2 separate regions of the Mus musculus genome follow, and region 2 is linked to region 1. A link is a loop called in an ENCODE intact Hi-C map of the cell type or tissue named here. Cell type or tissue: heart. All regions are shown on one strand. Links, peaks and the distances in the headings refer to the core of each region. The heading gives the core; the rest is flanking DNA. Region 1 overlaps Hdac5 (histone deacetylase 5). Region 2 overlaps Dusp3 (dual specificity phosphatase 3 (vaccinia virus phosphatase VH1-related)).

Evidence for each region. Peaks named below come from ENCODE experiments on the same cell type or tissue, not always from the same donor. Only the 100,000 strongest peaks of a DNase experiment are listed, where the experiment ranks them.
Region 2: a loop joins it to region 1, with 3 times the contacts of the local background. A loop is called at or near these places in 1 of 42 quality-filtered maps.

The regions. Positions count from the first base shown.
Region 1 is chr11:102,209,358-102,224,000 of GRCm38, reverse strand. It overlaps Hdac5 (histone deacetylase 5), which reads left to right. Exons shown (of 27, transcript NM_010412.3): 3 at 5,514-5,585. Among named protein-coding and RNA genes, the nearest start is that of Mir8101, 13 kb to the left of the region's middle. In heart, for the core only: a CTCF peak has its summit at 5,050; DNase peaks (open chromatin) are centred at 5,010, 5,760 and 6,300; H3K4me3 peaks cover 2,500 bases; H3K27ac peaks cover 2,500 bases.
Region 2 is chr11:101,969,691-101,984,333 of GRCm38, reverse strand. It overlaps Dusp3 (dual specificity phosphatase 3 (vaccinia virus phosphatase VH1-related)), which reads left to right. Exons shown (of 3, transcript NM_028207.3): 2 at 2,491-2,717; 3 at 9,395-13,191. The coding sequence ends at 9,600. Among named protein-coding and RNA genes, the nearest start is that of Dusp3, 7.8 kb to the left of the region's middle. In heart, for the core only: a CTCF peak has its summit at 1,133; DNase peaks (open chromatin) are centred at 103, 613, 1,213, 2,303 and 1 weaker place; H3K4me3 peaks cover 2,262 bases; H3K27ac peaks cover 2,295 bases.

The DNA.
Region 1 (14,643 bases), core at 4,094-6,593:
TAGCTGTCTCCTTGTAAACAGTCTGAGATGGTCAGTGCCTCTCCTGCTGTATCCCGCCCAACCCTAGCCCTTCCCAGCACTGCCTGGTCCTGTATCTTTTTCTGCAAGCATGGTTAGATGGATATTTTCTAGAGAAAAGAAGGATGAGGGGATTGGATAAGAACTGAGCTGCAAGAAGCAGGGAGGGACCCAGCCCCACACTGGGGAGAGCCGTTCCCCAGCTGTCTTCTCACTGCTTTTGTATTTCCCACTGGGGTCTTCCTGCCCTCGCCTTCATTCAAACCCCTAAGGGTCGCACCAGGTGGGCTCTGGAGCTCTGGCTTCCTGTCTCATCCTCTGGTCATCAAAGGGACAGGAAGAGGCCTGATGACTATCCATCGGTCCCTCAGCTCTGCTCTTCTATCAGACAGGCAGAGGCTGCCCAGGGACATCTGTTGGTAGCTTGGGGAGGACATTTCCCAGCTATAGGGGTTCTTGCTCTTGCAGCGAGTTTCTAGGGCTGTGTTCTAGTCACTGATGGTCCAGGTTCTCCTCGTAACCATCCTGCCTGAGCTGGGTGGGAGCGGGCTGTAGCTGGAGATCTCTGCTAGCTTGGCAGCTTCTGAGCTCTGGTAGGATAGGTATTCTTGGTGACCTGTCTCTTGGCTGGCTTTCCAGCTGCCCCCAGCAGGGGGAGATGCTGTCTTTTCCGTGTATGGGAGGGAGAAAGAGAGAGGGGCACAGGATATAGAACTATATTTTAAGACTGTTGAGTCTTGTGCCGAGAGGTGACCTGCTGTGGATCTTCCCTTAGTTTTTTTCTACAGCTCCGGGGCTGGTTATTCTAGTGGGGTCCAGCTGCCCTGTGGCATGGAGACAACCGGTCTGCACACAGCTTTTACTCTTTGAAGGGGCTCAGCATCTGTTCTCCAAGTTCAGCTGGCATCTGGGTTGGGGCTTCCTCCGATGCCCTGAAGCCTGGAAGAAGCTGGAATTCCACAATAATAAAGTGACTTTGTTTTCAGAGCACATAGGTGTCCACAGCAAAGTGGACACCTTGCAGAAGGCCCTAAGAAAGATTGGGAGCCCCAGGACAGGTTACAGACAGGAGGGGGTGACGAGTATGACCGATCTCTCCCCACATCCTGGCTCATTCGGTCCTCCCTTCTTAGGGCATACAGCCGCAGGGCAAGCACAGCAGGGCACTTTCTCTCTCTTCCCTGGTTCCTCTCAGCATAAGAACAACTTTTTCTTTTTTTTTTTTTTTTGAGGCTGGCCTGTGGTGGACCAAAAGACAGGAAATGGTCCATCCCTTCAGTCGTAGCCAAAAAGTCAGCATGCAAGTTCCTGCTAAGGTGTGGCAGGTGGAGACGGAGCAGTTAGCTTCTGGGCCCACCACTTTGGCCAGTGGGCATTCTCTCTTTATATCTCTGGGCTGGGCTACATGCTAGTACTTGACCTGTCTACCTCTCTGGCCATCTGAGGAACTCTGCTCCCTGGAAGAGGCCAGTCTGTTTCCCTCTACCTTTTTCTTTAGGCGGGGTGGGGGTGGGGTGGGGTGCAAATGGGGTGAGGGGTTCTTTATTTTTTCTGGAGCCAGTCCTGTGTGTACGTTCCCCAGCATGGGGTTAATGATGGCTAGGATTTGTAGCAGCTTTGACTTGGAAGAGCCTCCCTGGGACCTAGGACCTCAACTGCCCTGGTTGTACCCTGTTCTCAGGGCCATGGCTTAGAGAAGGACAGGAATGTGGCCTGCCACGTGATCCCATCTAGATGTTTGTTGGTGGGGCCCTGGAGAAGGCATCTAGGTTCCTTCTGCCCTGCGTGGGAGGAAGATGAACCGCATGATAGCACCTGTCTGCCCAGCACCTCCTAGCGCCCTCTATACTTTCTCTCCTTTCCTTTCCCAGGAGGGAGGGCGACTGCCCCCTCCCTTTGGGGTGACCAGAGAAACTGGGGCATGGGTGTGGGGTGGAGCCAGGAACCTTGGCGTCCTGTCTCCCTGCCTCAGGCTCTGCTACCGAGCCCCTGGGAGGGCAGGCAGCCAGCCAGCGGAGGAGAAAGTGGGTCAGCGCTGGCCCGGGCAGGGGTCTGGGGGGGAAGACCCTTGGTCTCCTTTGTCTATAGGTGCCTTGGCTGATTGGAGTCTGCTTTCTCTTCCTCTGCTCAGCTTCCTTCCAGAGGGATTGGAGGCTCAGGACTGGCTGGTGAGGAGAGGCAGTATCAACCCAGAGAGGAAGTAGAAGATGACAAAGTGGGTGTCTATAGTCTTCCTACAGTTGGGTTTAAATGAGAAGATTCAGCCAGTAGCTAACTGTGGACCTGGGTCGTGGTGGTGTCTCGGCCATACTGACAGGTCCCAGTGTGATCAGGCTCAAAGGAAAGAACTGCAGGGGAGTAGGGTTGATGCTTGCTGGGCACCTCCTAGTCCAGGGTCTCTGGACCTTGGGCAGAAGACTTCTCTTCCCTTTTGGTAAGGGCTCCAAGCCAGCCTTTGGGCCCAGGAAATGAGATTGGGCAGAGCTGGAGGAGGCACCATTGGGCTCTTCCTTCTGCTCCAGCTTCAGAGGATTTGGAGGCCGGGGTGTAGCCTTAGAGTCGGGAGCAGAGGCACTGCTGGGAGAACAGAGCTGGTTCTGTAGCCCAAGCTGGGCTTCAACTTGCTGGTGCTGGTTCTGGATGTGTCTCGTGGACTACACCCTCAGTGAGCACTCTGGGAGATTTATAGGGTGGGACTCGGGAGCCAGGGATGGGAAGGGATGGGAAAGTAGGCAGGAGAAGGGGGCGCTATAGTAGGAAAGCCTGAGGCTAGACATTAGGAAGACCTCATTACATCATTTGCATCTTGGAAGAAGAGAGAGGCTTGTCCTTGCTCCCCCTAGACCTATCCCAGCACGTTTCCTCAGAGCTTTTTGGGAATTGCGTTGAAGATGGAGACTTGTCTTGGGAAAGAGTAGAAGTCATGATAGCGCCAGTTGTTCTCACTGAGCCCTGGCCTTTGAGTGCCTGTGTCCTCAAAAGAATTGTGAGGAATCCTCTTTACCAAGTTTAATAGCTTAAACCTGTAGTCTCAGCAGCGGAAAGGCTGAGTCAGGAGAATAGTTGTGTGTTCAAGGCTAGCCTTGGCTACAGAATAGGACTCTGTCTCAAAACAACAACAACAAAAAAGGGAGACCTCTTTTGACATCAGGCTAATCTAGGGTCTCAGGCGCTTTGCTTTCAATTTGTCCTAGCTGCTCTTCTCCCCTGAGCAGGTCTTCCTTGACTCTCTTCTGGGCCTGGGGCAGGTAAGAGTGTGCCAGGACAGGGCTAGCCAGCCCTTCTGGTTGTTCCCAGCGTGGGTGGGTGGAGCCTCGTCTGGGAGGGGCCGCTGCCCACGGCCTTCTGGGCTCCCTTGTGTCTGGCTGGGACTGTCACTGGTAGAGCCTCTGGTCTTCCCTTCTCTTCTTGAGAGACCTAGTTGATCTGGATGCAGCTGGAGGAGGGACGGTAGACAGGCAATGGTTTCCAGTACCAAGCTCCTAGATTGCACAGGTCTTCTGCCTTTCCATCTAGAATCTGTCTTGGCTGTAGCTTTAGCCTCCTCCCACTTTAGTTCCTGGTCTACCACTGGGGAACAAATCCCCGAACCCCAGCATCGGCTGCATCTCACCATGCTTGGGAAAGCTTGCCTCTACCACCACCACCCTTGTGTGTGTTTTCCAACCTGAGGGAGGAGGCCCCGGTGGAGTCCTGGCAGAAACTTGGAAGATGAGTTTCTGGAGTCACAGCCACCATGTCCTTGGTTGGACTGCTTCTCCCAGGCTCCTGACAGGAGGGTGAGGTCATCCAGTCCAGAGAGAGGACAGGTGTCCCTGGCTCTGTGCCTGGAGTGGGGGGCAAGGAGGGGCCAGGAGGGGTCCAAAATAGTAACTGTGACGTCACGAAAGGGGGAGGAGCCTACAGACCCAGGAATAACCGGTCTATTAAAAGGCTGCAGTGAGGTCAGGGGGCCAAGTGGGATCTCTCTATCAGTGGGAGGCACAACTCGGGAAGAAGGGGGGTCAACAGTAGGTGACACTGGCAGTGGCACCAGTTTTGATGGTACAGTGACCCCCATGGCCCAGGAAGGTGGAGAGCTGAGGCTACTCTGCCAGGCCAGGGTGCTAACAGCTGCTGGAGGGCCTCCAACCCCAAGTCTTCCTGTTTGGGCGCTGGAGGTCCTGTACCTGGGGCAGATGTGCATAGTCTGCCCATGAGTTATGGTGGTCAGTGCTTCAGACCTCTGGTCCCTATCACGTGAGCAGCTCTGTGAGGAGAGTGACTTCCGTCTCGCTGTACTGTACCTCGGTTTCCCCATCTTGGCCTCTTGCTGGTGGTCGTTGTTAGCACGAAGGCAATGTTTGCGGCTTGTGGTGCCCTCAGCTGGGGACGCTGCCAGGAAAGCATTGATTGAGCCGAGAATGGGCAGGTGCTGTCCAGTCCCCTGCCTGGGCTGGGCAGAGCCAACCCAGAAAAATCTCTCTGGTCCCTGGGAAGAGGCCGAGTGCCAGAGGGAGCACTGCAGAATGGGTGGGAGAGCTGCCACCCCACTGCTATTTAGGGTCTCCCTGATAGTAAAAGGCATCTCCCAGCTCTGTGGGAAGGCAGAAGTTACACAAACTCCACAGGCTGTAAGGAGGAGGTGCGAGGTTAGACCAGGTGGTTGGGTGTCTGTCACCTCTCCCTAGTCTTTCTGATTCCTGTCCTCGCTCTGCACAGAAAGGGGGAAGAGAGAAGATCCAGGCTGGCTGCTTGGTGTCCAGTCCGTTGTTTGCCCCCAGCAGTGGCCAAAGCTGACCCCAGATGCATGGGTCCTCTGCCTGCACCCTTCTCTAGTCCAGCCACTGGCCACCCAGGTCTGTGGCCTTGGCCCTGAGTGCAGGCCTCCCTTGCCCCCCTCCCCCTTGACTGGCGCTTCCTCCTGGGGTGGAACGCGCCTCCCCCCATGGGGCCTCCGCCAGGCCTGGGCTCCTGGCAGCCAGCCGGCGGCTCCCTGAGCATGCTCCACCTATTTATAGACAGGGCCCTCCCCCAACTGCTATTTCAGTCTCCTGCCAGCTGCCGGCGGCTCATTCGGGGAGGAGGAGCAGGGAGCCAAGCCCAGAGCTGTCACCGGTGGCTCTGGGAGGGAACACAGAGAGAGCCTGCCTGCCCACTGAGCTCCCCTTCCTGTCCCCTGAGCACCCAGCCATAGCCCAACTCCTGGAACCTTTGGACAGACTTTGGTCCACGCTCCTGGAGCGGAGAGCAGGCCCTTCAGCCTCATTAGCCTCCCTGCGTCTGCTGCCTCCGGAGCGCGCCCAGGCCGGATGAGGTGCCTCCTTGCCTCGTGGGTCCCAGCGGCAGTGGCCTGAGGGAGTCCTTGAGCAGCCAGCTGGCCCCGCTGACCACCTTTTCCCTCACCGGCTTCCGCCTCGGGCGGCCCCTCCCTGGCATGCTGCTGGTGCCCAAGGCACAGGGGCTTGTGGAGATGCTGCAGACCATCTATGAGACCGAGTCCTGTTTCTCAGCAGATGGCATGTCAGGCCGGGAACCATCCTTGGAAATCCTGCCACGGACTCCTCTGCACAGCATCCCTGTGGCAGGTAAGTGGCTGCGTGTCCCCACCTGCCCTCAGCTCTTGGGCATCCTGGCGCCTGGTTTGAGCACCTCACTGTGAGTCTTCCTCCATCGGGGTCCTGCTTCAGCCTTTGAGGGTTTTGTTGAACATCCGTGGACTGGAAGAGCTGTGCTTCTAAGGCAGCCTCCCTTCCTTCCTTGCCCAGGGCTGTCCTTTCACGGTGCCTCCTAGCCACCCTCCGCCTCATCCCTCCAGTGCCTCTGCCTTCAGCAGGGTCAGCCTCAGCTGCTAGGGGCTAGGGCTTCCTAGAGGATTCTGGCCTAGTTGGACCATGGTCAGAGGGGGAGGAAGTGGGTCAGTGACCTGTCTCAGGCTGCCTGCTCTCCCCACAATTGAGCAGAGGAAGAAGTTGTGCCTGGAGTACCTGCAGGAGTCAGAATCCGAGCCTCTGTGGCTTGCTTTGACCTGGTAGTGACTTTGGCAAGTTTTTGGTCAGGAGGCTTCTGAGAATGGACTCTTAGGAAGAGCCTTGTTGGGATAGGGTTGAGCAGAGACTAGCAGCTGGGGTGTTTAAGGATTTTGGCTTAGTTCCTAGTTACCTCCTAGCTCTTCCTTCCCTGGGCTGTGGTTTCTTCCCACTTTCTGAGGATAAGGGATGTGTTATTTTGACCACAGGTGGGCTTAAAGACCTCCCCCCCTAACCTCAGCTCGAGGATTCCTAGACCTGCCCACCTTCCCTGGGGGAGCTTTTTATTGATCCTTGGTAGGGGGTGGGGTCCCCCCAGAGCTGGCCACTCCTTCTGTCACTCCCAGGAACCTGTTGCCACCAGGCTGGCACCACAAGATGCTTCCTCCAGGGAGGGGCCTGCTGGACCCATGCCTGCTTGGTCCCTCCTGGCAGTGGCTGGCTTGGTACTTTCGAGAGAGAGAATATGTGTGTGTGTGTGTGTGTGTGTGTGTGTGTGTGTGTGTGTGTGTGCGCGCGCGCTAGAGTTCTTGACTCTGGATACATGGGTGTGGATCTGAAGGTTTCAATTAGAAGGTGGAAGCTGTATCTCTCTCTGGTGGGTACCTGTGATTTGGCTCTCTGCTGTCCAGGGCTAAGACTTGAGTAGGATTGCGCCGAGTCAGAAGAATGTTTTGGGAAGGTTTGGAAAATCCTTGGAACGTGATTTGCTGTCAGCTCGGACGTGGATAGGGATGTCCGTTCAATATCCTAGGATAGGGCATAGTCGTGGAGACCAGCCCTGCAGTGTGCTTACCAAATCCCTGGGATGGAGCCCAAAAGGCTGCTGCTTGCTCAGGACTAATGGAGCTATAGCCCCTGTCCTCAACCCTCAGTGGCTTCTGCATATTCACGTGGTCTCCTGGGAGGTTAAGGAATGTCTGAGGAGCATCGCCTAGGGTGGCTTCTAGCTGGTCACCCACTCTGCACTGAGCTGCCAGTTGGCCCCAAGTTCCCTCTTGTTTACTCTTCTTTGGTTCAGACCCTAGAAACCCTGAAAGTTTGGGACCGTGTTCTTCTATCCCTGGATATACCCCAGCCAATCCTTCTCTCTAGATCTCCAACTCCCCCCCCCCCCCCCTTCCAACCTGGCCTTCTGAGTGTGGCGCAGTCCCTGCTGGCAGGAGGGAGGTGTGAGTCACCCTAGCAGCTCAGGGAGAGGGCTAAGAATGTTCCCCTGAACAGTTCTGATGCCGTGTCTGTGACGCGGCTGGGGACAGATATAGGCCTGGAGCTTGGCTGCCTTTTTTTTTTTTTTTTTTTTTTTGGACTCTGGAATGTAAATAGTCGTTTCAAATAGAAACACTTTAACCTTTGGGTTAAAAAAAAAATCCTCCCTAGATAAACATGGCCATGAGGGCCCAGAAGCCTGGTGTTTCCCTGCAGTCCCTTTTCCCTTCACCACACACCCTCTCCCTCCAATTTCTTGAGCAGTCTCCAGACGAGAGACAGAAGCCTACAGCTGACAAAGCCGGTTTCCAGGGGTGCTTTCTCGGATGGTGTTGCTGGTGTCCCAGCCCAAGGGGCCTTCCAAGATCCTGCCTCTCTGTCCCTTGTAGCAGCAGGTCCTGGGAACTCTTACTTAGGGACAGCTTTTGCTTCCTCTGCTGTCTGTCTTGTTGGCTGCTAATACCCCCCCCCCACCACCACCACACACACACCTAGCACTGTGGGTGGTACTTAGATGAATGAGTGTTGGATGAGGAGGTGGAGGGCCCGCCTTCTGGCAGGATGCCTGGGTGCTATTCTAGGGCTTGACCTGGTGGCTGGATAGAGACAGCTACAGTGAGCACCTAAGGGTGAGTGAGCCGGAGAGGGAGAGAGAGACACTCACTCGGCTCTTCTTGCTCAAGGAAGGGGAAAGGGGCCGATTTCCCCTTCCACTGTGGATGGCTCGTGGTGTCTCTGTCTAGTTACCCTGTGACTGCCCAGTGTGCAGCGGGCACCTCCATATACTAGGCTCGGCCCTAGCTTGAGGATCCTGTGATCTTTCCACTGTGGGGTTCCCAGTGGTTGCAGAGTGGGGCTCCGATGTCCCCTTGTACATTTCTGGTTGAGCCGAGGCCTTGGATCCTGGGGGAAAGAATGGCTGAGGAGGCTTCTCTCCCAGCCGAGGGAGGCCAAGTCTGGTTTGTGCCAGGAAGGATGCTCTGGATGTTGGGAAGTCCCACGGGGTTCAGGTTTGCAGCCGGGGCTTTCCCTGCCTGTTCCTATTTAGGCTCCTGAGGCCATTCCGAGCATGGCTGTGCGTCAGGAATGTGTAGGTGTGGGGATGCCAGGAAGATAGGAAGGGCAGGACTTGAGTGGAACTAATATTGTAATCCACGAGGCGACAGGGATACCCGGGACTTTCCTTACTGGTATCTTTTAGGAAGGGATGTTACTACCCTCGTCCCATAGTGGAGAAGGGTTAGAGATGTGAAAGAATTTACCCAGAGCACAGAATAAGTAGACGCTTAGATTTGAACTCAGGTCTGTCTGTGTGGGGCCATTGTTAACCTACACAAAAGCTTTCTCTCACATTTCTTTAAAAACAGTCCTTTGTCTGGGTGGGTGTGTCCTCAGAGCTAGTGTCTATGGCTTAGCAACCAGAGCATGGGCTGGTCAAACTCCAGTTTGTCCCTTCAGTTGGGTACCCATCTGCAGTACCCAACTTGTACAACCTTATGTGGGAGGCCCACCTATACCTCCAAAATCTGTACTCCTAGAGAATAGGGCTCATTCTTGCCCCACTCCTGGGGTGTCTAGGAGTAGTCTTCCCCCACAAATACTTGAAACTACTTGGCCAATTATCTCTCTCCCTGAAGGCGATTTGGCTCAAAAGAAGATGAGCCTAAGAACAGAGGCAGACAGCCTCTCCTGCCCCCATGGCCTGCTACCTCATCTTGTTTTTGAGACCCTCAGCTGTCCCTTCCCCTCTGCACAGCTGCCAGACAGGAAGTCAGATTAACCGTGTCCACACACAGCTGTAACAGCTGTCAGATTGTCAACAGGAATGAGTGCAGGCAGTCCAGGGACTGGGAGACAGTGGTTCTCTGGCTTTGAAATGGCAACAGAATTGCCAAGGAGATGTGGTCTAAGGCAGGTTCCGAGTCTGCAGGACCTCTGGGGGAAGCAACATTTAAACTCCTCCTTTGGCAGTTCTGATGTACAGCCTGTTAGAGTCTGGGCTGCCTCTCGTGTTTCGTGGAAGGCCCTGGTGGGAGAAGGGTCTATGCAGAGGGCAGGCGGGCGGCTGTTATCTTAGACAGGCAAATAAATACAACTCCTGGCAGCCTGGCAGTCTGGAGAGAGGATGTTTTGAGATGCCAGGAGCAGGTGTCTAAACTCATAGGGGGATAATGGCAAGCAGCCAGGCGGACAGGGTGCCTTGCTGGACAGTGAAGCCCGGGCTGTGCTTGGAGAATGGAAGCAAGATCGGCCCTGGGGCCCTTGCCACCCCCACTCCCACCCCCACCCCCAGGTAGGAGCAATAACTGCAGGTTTTGCATGGTTACTGTGCCCTTTAATTGCCTGCAGCTTTTGTGCCCAGGCATTCTTGGGATGGTGGGGAGGTGGGAATCTTCTAGATAGCCACCTTGGATCAGCACTGATTCCAGGGACACCTTGTGGCCCCTACCTGGATTCTGCGTCCCTGTCTTTCAGTCTCAGCCCACCTCTAGCTTTCCAAGCTCCTCCCTGCCACTTGTCCCCCTCTCCCTTCCACCTTCGGGCTCTGGTATGCTGGTACCACCCAGGTGCCTTCATTTAGGTTGTCGGACCCTCAGGGCTCCTTGTCGCATCTCTCTCTCTATATTTGGTGCCAGCCTCCAGGGTTTCCCCTTTTGCTTTGTAGGGAGCGGGGCAGAGAGAGCCAGGAGAGTTTAGATTAAGCACTGGCTCCTCTGCCTCCTTTTCAGGTGACCTTGGACAAGCTCCCTCTGTGGCCTCACTTTCTCCTCCTGCAGCTGGGGCCGTTGAGTTGCTGAGCTCCTGGGCCTTTTCCTTACTGACATTCTGAGGGTCTCTGAGGTCAGTCTCACATTGCTTCTGTCTTGCTGGAGGAAGGGCTGAGGGTCTCCCAGCACCTTGCCCCAGGAGGATAGAGACTAGCTTTGGGCAGAGGTGTTACCTAGAGTGGGGGACAGTGAGGTCAGGGATGGGAAAGTATCAGACCGCTCAGAGCTGGGGGCCTGGAGAGCAGGGACCAGGGCTTGTGCTTATTTGTTCCAGGTGATTTGGGGGAGGGATGAAAGGGACCCCACTGCTGAGATTTGAGCTGCAAAAAGCAGGCAGTGAAGCCAGGGAGCTGGCCTTCGAGCATAGAGCTGAGAGGACGCCACTCCCAGAACCTCTCTCTTTCAGTGGAACCTAGCTGCTGGTCACGGTACACTCTGCAGGAAAGGCTCTGATGGTACAGGTGCACAGAGTGACCTTCAGACAACATGAATGACAGTTAAGGCCTCACTGTGGCAGGAGTCTGAGCCTAGCATCCACAGAGCTTAAGCAATCTGTGAAGTTGGCCTTACATAATCCTAAACATTTGATTTTGTGTGCTTTTACTTTTGGTTAAACCAACAAGCTCGCTTGCTTCTTTCTTTCTTTCTTTCTTTCTTTCTTTCTTTCTTTCTTTCTTTCTCTCTCTCTCTCTCTCTCTCTCTCTCTCTCTCTCTCTTCCTCTTTTTCTCTTTCTCTTTTCTTTCCTTCTTTCCTTCTTTCTCTCTTTTCTTTTCTTCTTTCTTCCTTCCTTCCTTCCTTCCTTCCTTCCTTCCTTCCTTCCTTCCTTTCTTCTCATTTATGTTTATGCCTGGTTTGCCTGCATAAGTCTGTGGACCGTGTGCCTGCCTCGGTGCCTGAGGAGGCCAGAAGAGCATTGGATATCCCAGGACTGGAGTTACAGATGGTTGTAAACTGCTAGTGAACCTGGGTCCTCTAGAAAAGTAGACAGTGATTATAACTAATGAGCAATCTCTCCAGTTCAAGTGTGTTTGTGTGTGTGTGTGTGTGTGTGAGAGAGAGAGAGAGAGAGAGAGAGAGAGAGAGAGAGAGACTGTCTCTATGTAGTCCAAGCTGACCTTGAATTTACCAACCTTACTTAAACTGGGGGATTATCATGCCTCAGCCTTCCTAATGTTAGCATCTGTCATCCTATTTGACTGTGTTTGTTTTGTTTTGTTTTATCATTTTATTTCTTGGACAAGGTCTGACTATGTAGTTCTGTCTAGCCTGAAACTTGCTATGTAGATAAGGCTGGCTTTGAACACGGCAGAGGTGTTTTTTGATCTGTTGAGACAGGGTCTAGCAGTAAGCTCAGACTGACCTCAGCCCTACACTGAGTCCTAGGGTTATAGGCATATACCACCACAGCTGGCCGTTTTGTCAACTTGAGACATATTATTATTGTTGTGACTGTTGTTGTTGTTATTATTTTGGTGCTGGTGATCATACACAGAGCCTCATGCATTAAGCAAGCGTTTTGCCACTGTGGTATATTCTGAGCCCATAGAAACATTCTAAGTAGTAGTCTATAGATTTTGCTAGGTTGCCAAAACCAGAACACACACACACATACACACACATACACACACACTCTCTCTCTCTCCAGGAGCCATTAATAGTAGCCCTGACAAGCTCTTCTGCCATCTCCCCAGGCCCCGTGCCAAGCTCCCCAGCACGCATTTTCTCGGGCTTGGCAACCTGGGAGGTAGGTGCTCCGCTTCCATTTTGCAGATGCTTGCACGAAGCCTGGGGAGGCGCCTGGAGCCTTGACTGACAAGTGGTGCTGCCTTGAGCCTGTGCCATCTCTCCCAAAGCCCTCACTCGTAACCATTACATGATGGTGTTCGCTTGCTCGACGAGTCGTGCAAATTGCTAGGTGAGAGTCATGCCGAGCCTGCACATGTGGAAATGCCGTCTGAATTGCGGTAGAACCTGTTGAGCCTCAATTGGCCTCCCTAGTCACGTAAGAGCACAGAAATAGATCATGGGAAACCGTCCTCGGTGGGGAGGCGTCATGGGCAGAGGAGTGTGAAGTGTGTTCCCCGCCTCCTTCCAAATTCACTCAAGGCCAAGACAGGGTCGGGAGCCTTTTTTTCCATCCTCCAAGGGACAGACAAGGTAATTAGACATTTAAAGAAGCTGCTGATTGTTAGCGAGGCAGGTCTAGGCTACCTGGGACACTGGTGCGGTGTGCTGTCTTCTTGGGTGGGCTCTCCTCCACGTGTGCTGTCTGGAATGACATCCCACCATGGAGCCAGACTGAGAATGCTTGTGCTTAGGAACATCCTACCCGTGCTGGGAGCCGGGTCACCTGGGTTCAGATCCCAGCTCTGCTGCTCCTTACCCTGTGGGGTCTTGTGCACAGCCCTCTCTCTGTGGAGGGTGGTTTCTAAAGCCTGTCACTGAGGGCTGAAACAGATGGTCTCAGAGGACCCTTTCACCCCTTGCCCTCCAGGCAAAGCAGCTCCACAGAGGCCGATGCTGTCTGCATAGGTCTTGTTTCAGTCCTGAGTGTTTAGTGCTCTCCCTTGTCTTAGATTCCTTCCTACCTTTGTGGCTCCTGGAGGAGGGTCTTTCAGAGATAGAAAGCATCTCGGGCCTTCTAGGTGTGATCAAACCCTGGACTGCTCCAGGGTTCCCTGGTAGAGTAAAAGACACACATTTGCGGCCGGTCAGGGTTTGTTTTCCCAGACTTCTGATTTGTGACGTCTCTGAGAGAGGGAGGAGTGTGGCTTGTAGCCTTGTAGACTGTTTGGAGCAGGAGCAACCCCTCCCTGCTGTTCTGGGGCTAGAGCTAGATCTGTTTACTTTGAGCCCTGGTTCCCAAACGTACTGTCAAAACCTGTTCCTTGTGACCCATAGCCTCTTATCTGCCTAGAGACCACATCCCTTTGTCTGGGATCTTCTGTTTTAACTGAATTTCATGATCTTGTTGTTTGTTGAAAGGGTTTTATTCTGTAGCCCAGGCTAGACTGAAGCTCACTATGATTTTTGCTCTGTACCCAAGGCTGGCCTAGAATCTACTGTAGTTTTCTTGCCTCAGCTTTCTGATTGCTGGCATAAGCTACCATGGCTGCTTGTGGGTTTTATCATTGTTGTTGTTGTTGTTTTGAGACAAGGTTTCTCTGTGTAGCCCTGGCTATCGTGGAACTAACTCTGTAGACCAGGCTAGCCTTGAACTCACAGAGCTCCACCTGTCTCTGCCTCCTGGGTGCTGGGATTAAAGTATTATTTTCTTTCTGAAGCAGGCTCTCACTGAGTTACTCATTCTGGCTTCCAACTCCTAGGTATCTAGGATTATAGTGTACAATCTCTAGTTCACCCCTTTAGTCTTAGACTAAGTCCAGACTGGCAGTGGGTATAGTTTTTCCATTTGTCCCAACTTCTGAGGGACCTGGGCATCTCTTGTGCTGTAGAACCTCCTGGGCTGATGGGCTTCATGGAAAGAAGGGACCCACTGGGTAAGAAGGGAGTGTCAGGAAGGTGTGGGCTCTGCCTAGTTATACCCACGAGATAGGCAGATCTGTTCCTTCTGAGCCAGAGCTTTGTATGGGCAGGGCCACTCTGATGGCTGGGCAGATAGCACTGCCCATCCGGATGCTTGGGCTGGGCCTTCTGCGTGGAGACAGCATGGGTCAGTTCACTCCTAAGGCTGCCAGTCCCTGGAGGGAGCAAGGGTCTGAGTCCCCAGGGTAGGTGACCAGTGCCTGTCCCTAGAACTTTGGTAGCCTCTCCACAGGAAGTTCCTGGCATTGGCTCTGTCTGTTCTGTGCAGGTCACCAGGAGACCTGGGGTGGGGGTGGGGGACAGGTGAAATAAGGACCCAGGGCCTTGCTGTCTCATGTGATCTTGGCCTTTCAGGGGTCTTTGCTAACCTGAGCTCTCAGTCATCTTAGTGAATGGCACATGCCCTTCTGCCCACCCTTTCGTCTTTCCCAAGGTTCTCCAACCTTCCTAAGTCCACCAGGAGGCAGCCAAGAGCCTCTTCCTGTCCTGACACACCCACTTCCCCTTCCTAATGCTTCGTTTGAATGGCAGCTGCTGTCACCTGCTCTGTTCTTGCCAAGCTGGCAGAGGGCACTGATCCTTAAGGGGATGCCAGGACAGTCATGCTCTAGGTTCTGTGCCAGGCAGACTGCATTTTGGGGACCCCATTTCCTTTCTTCCCTGGCTTCCATCCTGAAAGGAGCCAGGTTGCTACCTGGCAGAGCCTGGCAAACTGCATGCTGGCCCAAATTAACATTCTCCTCCCGATTCCTGTTTGTATGGGAACAAGGCTGTGTGGCAGAGCCCTCTGGCTCTCCTGCCACGTGCATACCAATGGGGCTGTGGCACCCACTGCAGCACATAGCCAGGCATCTCAGCAGTGCTAGCAGTGGGAGAGTCTTTTACATGAGCCCCTAGTTTTTCTGTAAGGCTCCTGCCAGAGAAGATAGCCTTGCCCATCACCGTTCCAATTTGGGGCAGAGTTATCTGCTGGGGTCCAGGATCTTTTAGACTCTTGCCTTTCCTGGACCGATGGGCTAGCATCTAGCACTGCAAAGAGCACTAGTTAGAAGCCAGTCCACTTTTTGCTGGAGTGCTCAGTTTCAGGACCAAG
Region 2 (14,643 bases), core at 61-2,560, 240 kb after region 1:
TACCACGTTCTCTTAACAGGTGGCAGGGCTGTCTCTTGGCCGCGCGTCATGTGACAGCTGCCTAGTTCTGCAGTGAGGTCACCGTGGAATGTCTGCCTTCGTTGCCATGGCAACGGGATGACGTTACAATCTGGGTGTGGAGCTTTTCCTGTCCGTGTCAGGAAATCCAAATACCCTAAAATACCCTAGAAGAGGAAGTAGCTGAGCCAAGGCTTTCCTGGCTTCTCCAGATAAAGTTTGACTTAGATGGAAAAAAACAAAATGATAAAGACCCGAGCCATCTGAAAATTCCTCCTAATTGCACCACTAGGAAATGTGTATATTATTGAGCTCGTATGTGTTCTTATTTTAAAAAGAAAACTTTAGTCATGTTATTAATAAGAATTTCTCAGCAGTGGGAGAGAACCAATATTAACACCAAGATAAAAGTTGGCATGATCCACATTGCAGGAAGATCCACGTTGGGTTTTCATGAATGTGAAGACCCCATTTATTAAAGTCCTAAGCTCTGTTTTTGCACACTAGGAAGCGATGGCCGGGATGGCTGAGGGGCTGTAAGGATCTTTCAATGTCTTACATGTGTGTTTCCTGTCCTGCACCTAGGACCTGCTGCCTAGCCTGCAGCAGAGCCAGAGGGGTTTCACATGATTAGTCTCAGACACTTGGGGGCAGGTTGCATGTACTGCATCGCTTATTTCCATACGGAGCACCTACTATGTGTCAAACACCATATGGTGTTCACTCTTCAGAACGGTGGTGGTCATCATGGTGCATTTGCTGACGGTTGGATTGGTGGTAGAGAGCTGAGATATATGGACGCGCTCTTCAGCATTCTGTCAACGTGGCTGTGCATTCTTGCTCCTGAGCAAGTGGCTAAACAGACTCACAGGGTCAGCCTCCAGCTCAGTCGCTGCATAGTCTTAGGGAACCTCTCCCAGTCCTCCCTACCTCAACTATCCAAGAAGCCAGGGGGCTTGGCGGTCTCAGGAGCCTGCTTGCTGGGGGACAGGTTGTTGAGTTTTATCTGCAGTAGGTTGCCTAGGCATAGTGTCAGGACTGATGGCTGCCTTGGAGAACACATCCTTTGCCCTCTATGCAAATCTGACCTTGACATGGGGGCGCTGCTCAGCTGGGAGGATCAACTGCATACCTAAAGCCAAGCCTAAAGCTTCTTCGTCCACCTGAAACTCCTGGACCAAGGGGCTTCCGGCACATCCTCTCAGGCCAGTGAGGGAGTCTGTGTGAGCTGCACTTTCCAATCTCAGGGCGTGAGAGGCAGAGGGAGGTGGGGGCAGAGCCTTGCAGCTCTTTCCTCCCATCTGGACAGCGCTCTGGCTCAGCAGCCCATATGAGCACAGGCACATCCCCACCCCACCCCCACCTTTCCTGTCCTGCAGAATTTAGGCTCTGTTCACGGGGGGGGGGGGGGGGGCAGTCCTATCCTCTCTTAGGTAGACAGGACTCTGCAGGAGACACTGCTTTGTAAGATACTGCAGTTTAAATTTGGATGTTGTGAGGGGAAAGCGAAGGGCCTCTTTGACCATTCAGTCAAGGTACCTTCTAACTCCCATCGTATTGGGGGGCTACTCTAGTGCTAGACATTGCAGAGAGCCTCAGAACTGTAGTTACCAGTGTGGTAGGATTGATCCTTCAGGGAGCCTGACATGTGACAGTTCCATTCTTCACCCAGTCACCGAACATTTATTCAGTACCTACCCCGTAACAGGCACCGTAGCAGGTACTGAGGGACGGACCACTCAAAGAACTGACAGACCGAAGCCTTGGAATATAAACACCAAAGCATCAGGCTCTGCCAACAGAACACTCTTTAACACTCAGGCCCTTTAACACTCAGGACCCCCACCCCCACCCCAAGCAGTTGGCACTGCTATCCACATTTTACAGAGAGGAAAAACTAGGCACAGGACGATATAAGTGGCTTGCTTAAGCTTGTCTGCATGGTAAATGGCAGGGCTGGATTGAGACCCAGACATTCCAACTCTAGGGTCTATTTTTCTTTTTTCTCGTTGTTCGAATCTGGGTCTTACTGGGTAAACTCAGGCTAGCCTCACACTCATATCCTTCTCCCATGGCTTACGAGTGCTGGGATTCCAGGTGTGTGCTACCATGTCTGACTCCCTATAGCTTGTCTATACCATCCTCACAACATAGGAATTGTGATAGCAGCACACACACCGGAAGGAGCTGGGGAAATCCCACAGAGGGCTCCGCAGGATGACAGGCGAATGCCTACGCAGAAGGTGGGGAAGGGAAGCAGAGGGAACAGCATGGGCGTGGGACCACAAGTCTATTTGGGGAAGCTGCCGGTAACCGTATATGGCTGGGGTGAGGGGAGAGGTCATGAGATGAGGCAGGAAGAGCCACAGCAGGCAGCGGGTACGGGCTCCTTATTGCCAAGAGGCTCGGATCTTCCTCCTCTTCCTCCTTCCGGGGCTGCCTGTTCATTTTCCACCACTGCCTCCCATCCAGGTCTGTGGCTCAGGACATCACCCAGCTGCAGAAACTGGGCATCACCCACGTCCTGAATGCTGCCGAGGGCAGGTCCTTCATGCACGTCAACACCAGTGCTAGCTTCTACGAGGATTCTGGCATCACCTACTTGGGCATCAAGGCCAATGATACGCAGGAGTTCAACCTCAGTGCTTACTTTGAAAGGGCCACAGATTTCATTGACCAGGCGCTGGCCCATAAAAATGGTAAGGAACGTACATTCCGGCACCCATGGAGCGTAAGCCCTCTGGGACCTGCTTCCTCCAAAGAGGCCCCCACTTGAAAAAGGTTCCAGAAAGATCCCAAAATATGCCACCAACTAGGGATTAAGTGTCCTACATGTGAGCCGATGGGGGCCACTGCATATAGTCTGTGCCATAGACATGACAATGGATAATAATATTTCAGACAGAGAGCAGGAGTTAGGTAGCTGTGCTCCTTTCCCTTTAATTGAGTGTGCCCATTTTTTTATTCATGTATGTGTATACATGTGTGTGCACACATGCCATAGGTTGATACTGAACACCGTCTTCAATCGTTCCCCACCCCACCTTATTTTTTGAGGCAGGGTCTCTTCCCTGATCCTGGGGCTCATTGGTTTATCTAGGCTGCTGGCCAGTGAGCTCTGGAGTTCTGCTTTTCTCTACCTCCCTAGCCCTGGGACTGCAGGGGCATGTGCTGGGTCAGGCTTTTATGTCGCGTTGGGGATCTGAACTTAGGTCCCTAGGCCTGAGCACCGTAAAGACTCTGCCACATCCCCAGCCTGTTTGAGCAAGTGAACCATTCCCCAGAATTCCCCCAGTGGGGCTTTCCTACCCTTTTATTGGCTAGGCATTCATGAGTGGTCACCTCGCCAGAGGAATGAGTGGCCACGACTGGCTCAGGGTCAGCAGCCTAGAGATCCTGGGTTAAGTCTTCCTGCCGCTCGCTCCCTGCAGCCGCAGACAGAAAGTAGGGCTGAATGAGAGCTGGCTAGTGGTCAGACAGGACAGAAGGCTGAGAGGGTCACAGGGCAGATGTCAGCAGAGCAGACAGGTTCTCCCTCTGTGGGGGAGGGGTGGCCCACTGCAGGTGTAATTGGCCTTCTTTGTGCTCCATAGAGGCTTCCTGGGTACACAGCAGCTTCCCTGTCCTGGTGATTCCCAAAGAGAACTCCCTACCACTGGACTTACAGAAGTTCTATTGACTGGTGTAACGGTTCAACAGCTTTGGCTCTTGGTGGACGGTGCATACTGCTGTATCAGCTCAAGAGCTCATTCACGAATGAACACACACACACACACACACACACACACACACACACACAAGCTAATTTTGATATGCCTTAACTAGCTCAGTGACTGGGCATTTCTGAACATCCCTGAAGTTAGCACACATTTCCCTCTGGTGTTCCTGGCTTAACACCTTCTAAATCTATATTTTATCTTTGCTGCCCTGTTACCTTCTGAGAAGCCCCTAGGGCCACTTCCCTTCGCACCTACATTGCTGGATGGTTTCTCTCCTGCAGCTCTTAAATCTGATCCCTCTGCCTCTGAGCCATGGGAACAGCCCAATAACTGAGTTAGACATAAAAACGTCTCTAGCCAAAACTTCAGCTAAATTTAGACAATAAATCTTACTGGTTGTGGAATCCTTAAGATTCTTCATGACCTCCTTCACATGGCACGAGTATGAAGCTTTATTACAATTGTTTATTGATCAAACTAACTCATAAAAAGCCAGTTGTCTTTCACCTGCTCAAGGAAGGAACAAAATTCATCCTTAACTGATCTGTGCACCTTGCACAATCCATACGAATATCTTAAGAGTACTAAGATTTTGGTTGTGAGAGTCACATGTTACAGAATGTACAGCTTTGACAAGGTGCATCCTTGGGATGCCGAAGTGACCTGCTGTTCCAGCCCCCTACCTTCTGAGGCTGTTTTGGAAGCAATGCTCTGGAAGCAACTTTAGGAGGTAGGATGCTGGAACAGCGGGTCACTTCAGCATCCCGATGACGAATCCCGTCAAAGCTGTACATTCTGTAACAGACTGGGAAAGCTGCAGACTTTAAGGCCAGGGCCCTATGGTCCCTCTTAATCCCTGTCACACCCAACCCGAGCCCTTCTCCTCCAGCCGTTCTGTGCTTCTCACTCTGGATAGATGGAGAACACGGCCTTGCTAGTTAAAGGAGTGAGGCTTCACCCTTCTCACATGGCAGTGGTTGGTCATCCTCATTCAGGGAACTCTGGGGCATTCTGCCTTTACTTCCTCTTTTTGGACTACAGGGAATATATGCTGACTTGTTTTGACCTTGTGTATGGGGAGACTGGATCTTTGGTCTGGAATGTTTCCTGCTAGTTTTTCCCCATCCTTTGGCAAACCCTATCTATATCTTACCACTAGGCATAGTGGCCCTCGTTCTGGAGCCTGCCTTCAGGCTGGTTCTCGGGGACCATGTCCCTGGTTTCTCCCCAGCATATGGTGTTCACAGTGTTCACTGCGGGTGGTTGCTGAACAAAGCGGGGATTGCATCCCAGAGCTCCGGTGCCTTGTGGGTACACTGCTAAGATAAAATGGATACTGGCCTCTCTCTGACCACTTGCAGAGCTCTGGTGCCTTGTGGGTACACTGCTAAGATAAAATGGATACTGGCCTCTCTCTATCCACTTGCAGGACTCTAGGGAACAGGAATCCATTACTGAGAAAACCAGGGGCTAGGAGCAGGGAGGTAGCTGGGCAGCTGAAGTGCTTGGCGACTAACCAATGAATACCAGAGTTTGGATCTCTAGAATACTCTTAAAATCTGGGTGGGCAGAGTGGCCTGCCTGTAATCCCAGAACTCGGGAGGCGGAGACAGGGAATCATCAGAGCAAACTGGCTAACCAGAATAGCAAAACACTGAGCTCTGGGCTCTGTGAGAGATCCTGCCTTAACATATAAGAGAGAGAATAAAACATTGAAGAAGACAGTAGATGCCAATTTTAAGCCCCCACATGCACATGGACAAGTGTGCGTTTGAACACACATATGCACTCATGTGAACCAGGCATGCACACTCGGGCTTATCACACACATAATTTGAAAGAGAGAGTGAGAGAGGAGAGTGCACATTAGAGTTCACAGGAAAGTGTGAGTGAGCACACCCATGCACACAGACATGTGTGCCAGGGAGTAGGAAAGGAGCCTGGGTTTGTGTATAAGAGGGAGCCATCATGTGTTTCTAAGGAGGGCGTGTGAAGGAGGCGTTGTGTGGGCTGGGACTGGAGCATGGTTGTAACTGAGCATGCTCCCTGTGGGAAACAGGAGGGTGGCCACCCTGCAGAGGGTCCCACTGTCCAGCGGGATCAGTAAAAGCCCCTGCTGAGAACTTTAGGTAATAGCCAGAGAGAGAAAGGTAGGAAAGTGGGGGGACTCCCATCTCTGATGTAGGAGGATCTGGGCAAGTAGAGGTGCGTTTGAGGTAGAAAGAGGGGTGCAGAGGAGATGCTCTTAATTCTGGGTCAGCAGTTTCTTTCCAAATAATGCCTGTGAGGAGGTGTAGGTGGTGGCCATTCACTCACTCAGCAGAGGGATGATGATGCCCGGTGGATGCTGGAAATGGCCGAGCATCAACCCTGGCTCTGGAAGAACTCCATCTTTCAGAAGGAGAGTGGATCTGTGTATGGCCAGCGGGGTCACAGGTGCTTGGGGCCCCTGGGGGACTCCTAGCACTGGGTGATGTTTATCGAGTGCTCTTGTGTGCCAGGCACTGGCCTGGGGCTTTGTTTCTGTCTCTGTTTTGTTTCGTTTTTTGAGACAGACTCTTGCTATGTATCCGTGTCAATCTTGGAATCTCACTGCATAGCCCAGGCTGCGGAGAGAGGGGAGGGCAATAGGCCTTGTAAGCAAGCCACACTTCAGAGACTAGACTCCACCCTGCGAATGATGACAGGTCAGAGCTGAGTTCCGGAAGATTTTTTTTCCAGCTGCCAGGTGGAGTGTGGAGTGGCAGCTAGCGGCAAGGGTAGAGGGCGAGCTCCCTGTGCAGGAGAAATGCAAGCAAGAGATGGCAAGCCAGTGAGTTAAGCATTCTGTGTGGGGAGCAGGTGGATGAAGAGAGAGGCTGGGCTTTCGCCTCTGGGGGGGGGGTGAGGGGTGGGGATGAGGTGAGAGGAGGGCAGCTCCCTGCAGTGTGATGAGATTTTTCCTGACAGTGACCTTTGGCCTCTCCCTCCCCCACTTCCCTTCTTTCCTTTCTTCCCACCATTGCTTTCCTTGTCCTTGAGAAATTCTGAGTTTCCACTTCACTGGTGATGCAGACGGAAACAGAAGCCGTGTGTGTGTGTGTGTGTGTGTGTGTGTGTGTGTGTGTGTGTGTGTGTTTGTGTGTATGTGTGTGTGTGTGTTTGTGTGTATGTGTGTCAGTGGGAATGGCTCATAGTCTGCAGGAAGGTGGGCAGGAAGGAATAAGCTGTAGGCTGAGGCAGTGTGGGATGCAGGGAGAGAGGAGAGGAGGGATACCAGAGAAGGAAATTAAGGGAGCTACAAGAGGGCATTGTTGGGGTGTGTGTGTGTGTGTGTTGTTTATATTTGTATTGGAAATACATTCTTTTAAAAAATACTTATCCATTTATTTATTTTTATGTGCACGTGTGTGTGCCTGCATGAGTTCATGTGTGCCACGTGTGTGCGGGAACCCTTGGAGGCCACAAGGGGGCATCTGATCCCCTGGAACTGGAGTTGGAGGAGGTTGTGAGTCCCCTGACATGTTTGCTGGGAACTGAACCCCGGTCCTATGCAAGAGCAGGAAGTGCAGTTATCTGCTGAGCCATCTCTCCAGTCCTGAAATCCATTCTCTTAAAATACACGTGGCAGAGACATGATGGGATTTACGTATGGATTTAATGTGGCGGTCATTAAGTTCCGGCACAGGCAAGCACCTGTAAAGCCATCACCACAACCGCAACAGTGAATGTGACCATCACCCCCATGTTCTTCATGTCCCCTGTCCCCTCCATCCTCCATTCTCAAGCACCTCTTGCTCTGCCTCTGTCGCTGGAGAACAGTGTGCATCTGCACACTCTTATGTCAGTGAAGTCACACAGCCTGCACCCCTTCCTGGTCTGAGTATTTGGGTTCTGACTCTGCTATCACACACTACTGTACTGCATTCTCTCGCTCTCTTTTTTTAAACATATTTTTATTTGTTTGTGTGTATGCACATGTGCCACATGTGTACAGATACTATGGAGGCCAGAAGAGGCCATGGCCGTCCCTGGAGCTGGAGTTACAGGCAGCGTGTGAGCTGCCTGGTGTGGGTGCTGGGAACCAAACTTGAATCTAAAGCAAGCACTTTTAACTGCTGAGGCAGCTCTCAGTACCCTTCTTCATTTCTCCGCCTGGGTTCCATTGTATGGACACATGTAGCTAGAATATCTTGCTTATCTAATTATGTACATTGTTTTGTGCTAAGAGAGAGTAATGCTCTATAGCCTGAGCTGGCCTCAACCTTGCCATCCTCCTGCCTCAGCCTCCTCCTCCTGAGTGCTAGGATGACAGGCGAGTGGTAACTTACATGGTTTCATGTTTTGTTCAAGACTGAAGGATAACATTCATACAGAGAAGGTCTGGGTCACAAAGTGTGCAGTTCACTGAATGGCACAACCCGTGATCAAGAAACAAAACTCAGGGGCTGGAGAGATGGCACTGACTGCTCTTCCAGAGGTCCGGAGTTCAATTCCCAGCAACCACATGGTGGCTCACAGCCATCTATAACGAGATCTGACGCCCTCTTCTGGTGTGTCTGAAGACAGCTACAGTGTACTCACATAAAATAAATAAATCTTTAAAACACACACACACACACAATTACCACCCCAGAAAGCCCACTCCATGTTCCCTCCCACGTCTCTGCCTACAGTACTCCCAGGTTACCACTGTTCAGGCTTCTAACAACCTGGTTTACTTGGGCCTCTTTTCTGCTCTGTGGAGCCACACATTTGTGTGCCTCATACACGTTCTTTCTAGTAAGTTGCATATTACTCTGCGTTTTTACATGTATTTATTTATTGTAGTTGTGTGTGCGTGTGGGCCCATGCATGGCACAGTGTGTGGGGATGTCAGAGTATTGTGAACAGGGGACAGTTCTTTTCTTCAATCATGTGGGTTCCAGAGGTTGAACTCAGGTCATCACGTGTGGCAGCAAATGCCTTTACCCACTGAGACATCTCCATATTCTTTTTTTTTCCCCTGAGGTGGGGGCTTGTTCCATAGCCCAAACTGGCTTTGCACTTGCAGTTCAAAGTGACTCCCTGTCTCCACCTCTTAGAGTATTGGAATTACGATGTGTACTACCACACCTGACTGGATCATTAATTCTTTGATGGGGGCGGGGAAGCGCACATGCTGCAGGTGAAGGGATGACTGGACTGGACATGAGCGTGGAAGCCAGAGAACAGCTTCAGTCTAATGCTCTCCCAACTGAGCTATTTCGGTTTGCCAGAGAACAACTTACAGAAAGTTCTCAGTGCCATGTGGATTCGGGGTTGGAGTTCAACTCATCAGCTTGACATTGGCTCCTCTACCCACTGAGCCTTCTCACTACTCTCTACCTAGATCATTAATTCTTTTTTAAAAAGACTTATTAGGGGGCTGGAGAGATGGCTCAGCCGTTAAGAGCACCGAATGCCCTTCCAGAGGTCCTGAGTTCAATTCCCAGCATGCCATTGCTGGGCAGTAGGGGGCGCAGGTGTTCAACGTGAGTAGCTGTTGCCAGTTTTCCGCGGTGGAGAACCTCTTGACACCCTGCTGTCCCTGGTCATTCTGGGTGGGTGCATGGTGATATGCTTGTTGTATGGAAGACTTTGACTGTTACAGTGAAGTTGGGCTTCCACAGTTACCACGTCTCCCCTGTTTCTTGCAGGCCGGGTGCTTGTCCATTGCCGCGAGGGCTACAGCCGCTCCCCAACGCTAGTTATCGCCTACCTCATGATGCGGCAGAAGATGGACGTCAAGTCTGCTCTGAGTACTGTGAGGCAGAATCGTGAGATCGGCCCCAACGATGGCTTCCTGGCCCAACTCTGCCAGCTCAATGACAGACTAGCCAAGGAGGGCAAGGTGAAACTCTAGGGTGCCCACAGCCTCTTTTGCAGAGGTCTGACTGGGAGGGCCCTGGCAGCCATGTTTAGGAAACACAGTATACCCACTCCCTGCACCACCAGACACGTGCCCACATCTGTCCCACTCTGGTCCTCGGGGGCCACTCCACCCTTAGGGAGCACATGAAGAAGCTCCCTAAGAAGTTCTGCTCCTTAGCCATCCTTTCCTGTAATTTATGTCTCTCCCTGAGGTGAGGTTCAGGTTTATGTCCCTGTCTGTGGCATAGATACATCTCAGTGACCCAGGGTGGGAGGGCTATCAGGGTGCATGGCCCGGGACACGGGCACTCTTCATGACCCCTCCCCCACCTGGGTTCTTCCTGTGTGGTCCAGAACCACGAGCCTGGTAAAGGAACTATGCAAACACAGGCCCTGACCTCCCCATGTCTGTTCCTGGTCCTCACAGCCCGACACGCCCTGCTGAGGCAGACGAATGACATTAAGTTCTGAAGCAGAGTGGAGATAGATTAGTGACTAGATTTCCAAAAAGAAGGAAAAAAAAGGCTGCATTTTAAAATTATTTCCTTAGAATTAAAGATACTACATAGGGGCCCTTGGGTAAGCAAATCCATTTTTCCCAGAGGCTATCTTGATTCTTTGGAATGTTTAAAGTGTGCCTTGCCAGAGAGCTTACGATCTATATCTGCTGCTTCAGAGCCTTCCCTGAGGATGGCTCTGTTCCTTTGCTTGTTAGAAGAGCGATGCCTTGGGCAGGGTTTCCCCCTTTTCAGAATACAGGGTGTAAAGTCCAGCCTATTACAAACAAACAAACAAACAAACAAACAAAGGACCTCCATTTGGAGAATTGCAAGGATTTTATCCTGAATTATAGTGTTGGTGAGTTCAAGTCATCACGCCAAGTGCTTGCCATCCTGGTTGCTATTCTAAGAATAATTAGGAGGAGGAACCTAGCCAATTGCAGCTCATGTCCGTGGGTGTGTGCACGGGTGCATATGTTGGAAGGGGTGCCTGTCCCCTTGGGGACAGAAGGAAAATGAAAGGCCCCTCTGCTCACCCTGGCCATTTACGGGAGGCTCTGCTGGTTCCACGGTGTCTGTGCAGGATCCTGAAACTGACTCGCTGGACAGAAACGAGACTTGGCGGCACCATGAGAATGGAGAGAGAGAGAGCAAAGAAAGAAACAGCCTTTAAAAGAACTTTCTAAGGGTGGTTTTTGAACCTCGCTGGACCTTGTATGTGTGCACATTTGCCAGAGATTGAACATAATCCTCTTGGGACTTCACGTTCTCATTATTTGTATGTCTCCGGGGTCACGCAGAGCCGTCAGCCACCACCCCAGCACCCGGCACATAGGCGTCTCATAAAAGCCCATTTTATGAGAACCAGAGCTGTTTGAGTACCCCGTGTATAGAGAGAGTTGTTGTCGTGGGGCACCCGGATCCCAGCAGCCTGGTTGCCTGCCTGTAGGATGTCTTACAGGAGTTTGCAGAGAAACCTTCCTTGGAGGGAAAGAAATATCAGGGATTTTTGTTGAATATTTCAAATTCAGCTTTAAGTGTAAGACTCAGCAGTGTTCATGGTTAAGGTAAGGAACATGCCTTTTCCAGAGCTGCTGCAAGAGGCAGGAGAAGCAGACCTGTCTTAGGATGTCACTCCCAGGGTAAAGACCTCTGATCACAGCAGGAGCAGAGCTGTGCAGCCTGGATGGTCATTGTCCCCTATTCTGTGTGACCACAGCAACCCTGGTCACATAGGGCTGGTCATCCTTTTTTTTTTTTTTTTTTTTTTTTTTTGGCCCAGAATGAAGTGACCATAGCCAAGTTGTGTACCTCAGTCTTTAGTTTCCAAGCGGCTCTCTTGCTCAATACAATGTGCATTTCAAAATAACACTGTAGAGTTGACAGAACTGGTTCATGTGTTATGAGAGAGGAAAAGAGAGGAAAGAACAAAACAAAACAAAACACCACAAACCAAAAACATCTGGGCTAGCCAGGCATGATTGCAATGTCTACAGGCCCAGTTCATGAGAGGCAGAGACAGGAAGACCGCCGAAAGGTCAAGGATAGCATGGTCTACGTATCGAGACTCCAGCCAGGGCTACGGTCCCAAGATCCTAGGTTTTGGATTTTGGGCTTTGGTTTTTGAGACAGGGTTTCTCTGTGTAGCCCTGGCTGTCCTGGAACTCGCTCTGTAGACCAGGCTGGCCTCAAACTTAGAGATCTGCCTGACTCTGCCTTTGAGGGCTGGGACGAATGCCACCACTGCCCAACTAAGATTCCATTAAAAAAAAAAAAAGTTCAAGATAATTAAGAGTTGCCAGCTCGTTAAAGCTAAGTAGAAGCAGTCTCAGGCCTGCTGCTTGAGGCTGTTCTTGGCTTGGACCTGAAATCTGCCCCCAACAGTGTCCAAGTGCACATGACTTTGAGCCATCTCCAGAGAAGGAAGTGAAAATTGTGGCTCCCCAGTCGATTGGGACACAGTCTCTCTTTGTCTAGGTAACACATGGTGACACATAGCATTGAACTCTCCACTCTGAGGGTGGGTTTCCCTCCCCCTGCCTCTTCTGGGTTGGTCACCCCATAGGACAGCCACAGGACAGTCACTAGCACCTACTGGAAACCTCTTTGTGGGAACATGAAGAAAGAGCCTTTGGGAGATTCCTGGCTTTCCATTAGGGCTGAAAGTACAACGGTTCTTGGTTGGCTTTGCCTCGTGTTTATAAAACTAGCTACTATTCTTCAGGTAAAATACCGATGTTGTGGAAAAGCCAACCCCGTGGCTGCCCGTGAGTAGGGGGTGGGGTTGGGAATCCTGGATAGTGTTCTATCCATGGAAAGTGGTGGAATAGGAATTAAGGGTGTTCCCCCCCCCCCCAACCTCTTCCTCAGACCCAGCCACTTTCTATGACTTATAAACATCCAGGTAAAAATTACAAACATAAAAATGGTTTCTCTTCTCAATCTTCTAAAGTCTGCCTGCCTTTTCCAGGGGTAGGTCTGTTTCTTTGCTGTTCTATTGTCTTGAGAGCACAGACTAACACTTACCAAATGAGGGAACTCTTGGCCCATACTAAGGCTCTTCTGGGCTCCAGCACTCTTAAGTTATTTTAAGAATTCTCACTTGGCCTTTAGCACACCCGCCACCCCCAAGTGGGTGTGGATAATGCCATGGCCAGCAGGGGGCACTGTTGAGGCGGGTGCCTTTCCACCTTAAGTTGCTTATAGTATTTAAGATGCTAAATGTTTTAATCAAGAGAAGCACTGATCTTATAATACGAGGATAAGAGATTTTCTCACAGGAAATTGTCTTTTTCATAATTCTTTTACAGGCTTTGTCCTGATCGTAGCATAGAGAGAATAGCTGGATATTTAACTTGTATTCCATTTTCCTCTGCCAGCGTTAGGTTAACTCCGTAAAAAGTGATTCAGTGGACCGAAGAGGCTCAGAGGGCAGGGGATGGTGGGGTGAGGCAGAGCACTGTCACCTGCCAGGCATGGGAGGTCCTGCCATCCGGGAGGAAAAGGAAAGTTTAGCCTCTAGTCTACCACCAGTGTTAACGCACTCTAAAGTTGTAACCAAAATAAATGTCTTACATTACAAAGACGTCTGTTTTGTGTTTCCTTTTGTGTGTTTGGGCTTTTTATGTGTGCTTTATAACTGCTGTGGTGGTGCTGTTGTTAGTTTTGAGGTAGGATCTCAGGCTGGCCTTGAACTTCTGATCGCCTGCCCCTGCCCCTGCCCCTGCCCCTGTCCCTGCCTCCAAGTGCTAGGACTAAAAGCACATGCCACCACACCAGTACAGCATTTTTCTAACATTTAAAAATAATCACCTAGGGGCTGGAGAGAGGGTTCCAGCTAAGAGTGCACACTGCTCTTGGGTAGGACCTGAGTTTAGTTCCCAGAACCTATACTGGGTGGCTCCAGGTCCAGAGGATCCAGGACCTCTGGCCTCCATGGGCATCTGCTCTTAGCACATACCCACATACAGATACACACATAAAAATAAAATGAAGCCTTTAAAAACCTCCTAAAACCTAGCCCTTGGAGGTACGACTCTGGAAAGCTGGCATACTGTGTAAGTCCATCTCATGGTGTTCTGGCTAACGTAAGACTTACAGAGACAGAAAAGAACTCAGGGTGTGCTGGGGGTTGGGATGGAGGAAGAGGGATGAGTAGGGGGAGCACGGGGAACTTGGGCAGTGAAAATTCTTTGCAGGACACTAGAGGAGGATAAATACCAGTCATTGCACCCACTACTGGACAACTCCAGGGAATTATGCTGGGTGAAAAGAGAAGGCCCCAGGTATTGGCTGCATTGGCTGCATTTGCGTAACATTTTTTTAAATTGAAAAGAAAAAGATGTAAATCAAGGTTAGATGAGTGGTTGCTGTGAGCTGAGAGCTGGGGTGAGTGAGACATGTGGACAACTCCATCAAAAAGCGACAGAAAGAACGGGCTGTGGTGACAGCTACCTCTAATCTCCACCTCCGGGAGGTGATCAAGGTTAGCCCTCAGCTAGCCTGTGGTGCATGAGACCCTGTTTCAAAAACTTTAATAAAGAAATAATGAAAAAAGACATCAGGGCAGATCCTTGGGGCCAAAGGCGGACAGGCGAGTCTCGTGGTAAGGTCGTGTAGAAGCGGATGCATGAGCACGTGCCGCAGGCATCATGAGAGAGCCCTAGGTAAGTAAGGATGGATGTGAGTGTGTCGGCGTCGGCGCACTGCACGTCCTGGCTGTGGTGCTGGACTGGCATCTTTGGTGAGCTGTGGAGGGGAAATGGGTAGGGAGATCATAAAATCCCTCCGAATTATTTCAAGAACTGTCTATTACAATTATCTCAAAATATTAAAAAAAAAGAAGAATTAAAAAACAAAAAACCTATCCAGGTGTGGTGGTGTGCACCTATAGCCACGGGCACTTGGAAAGCTGGAGCAAGAGGATGGCGAGTTTGAAGGTATCTGGGGCTGTACAGCAAGACCGTCGTCCCCAAACCAAACCAAACAGCAAACCCATTATGTCACACAAGAGTGTTTATAGTGAGCGGCCTCGC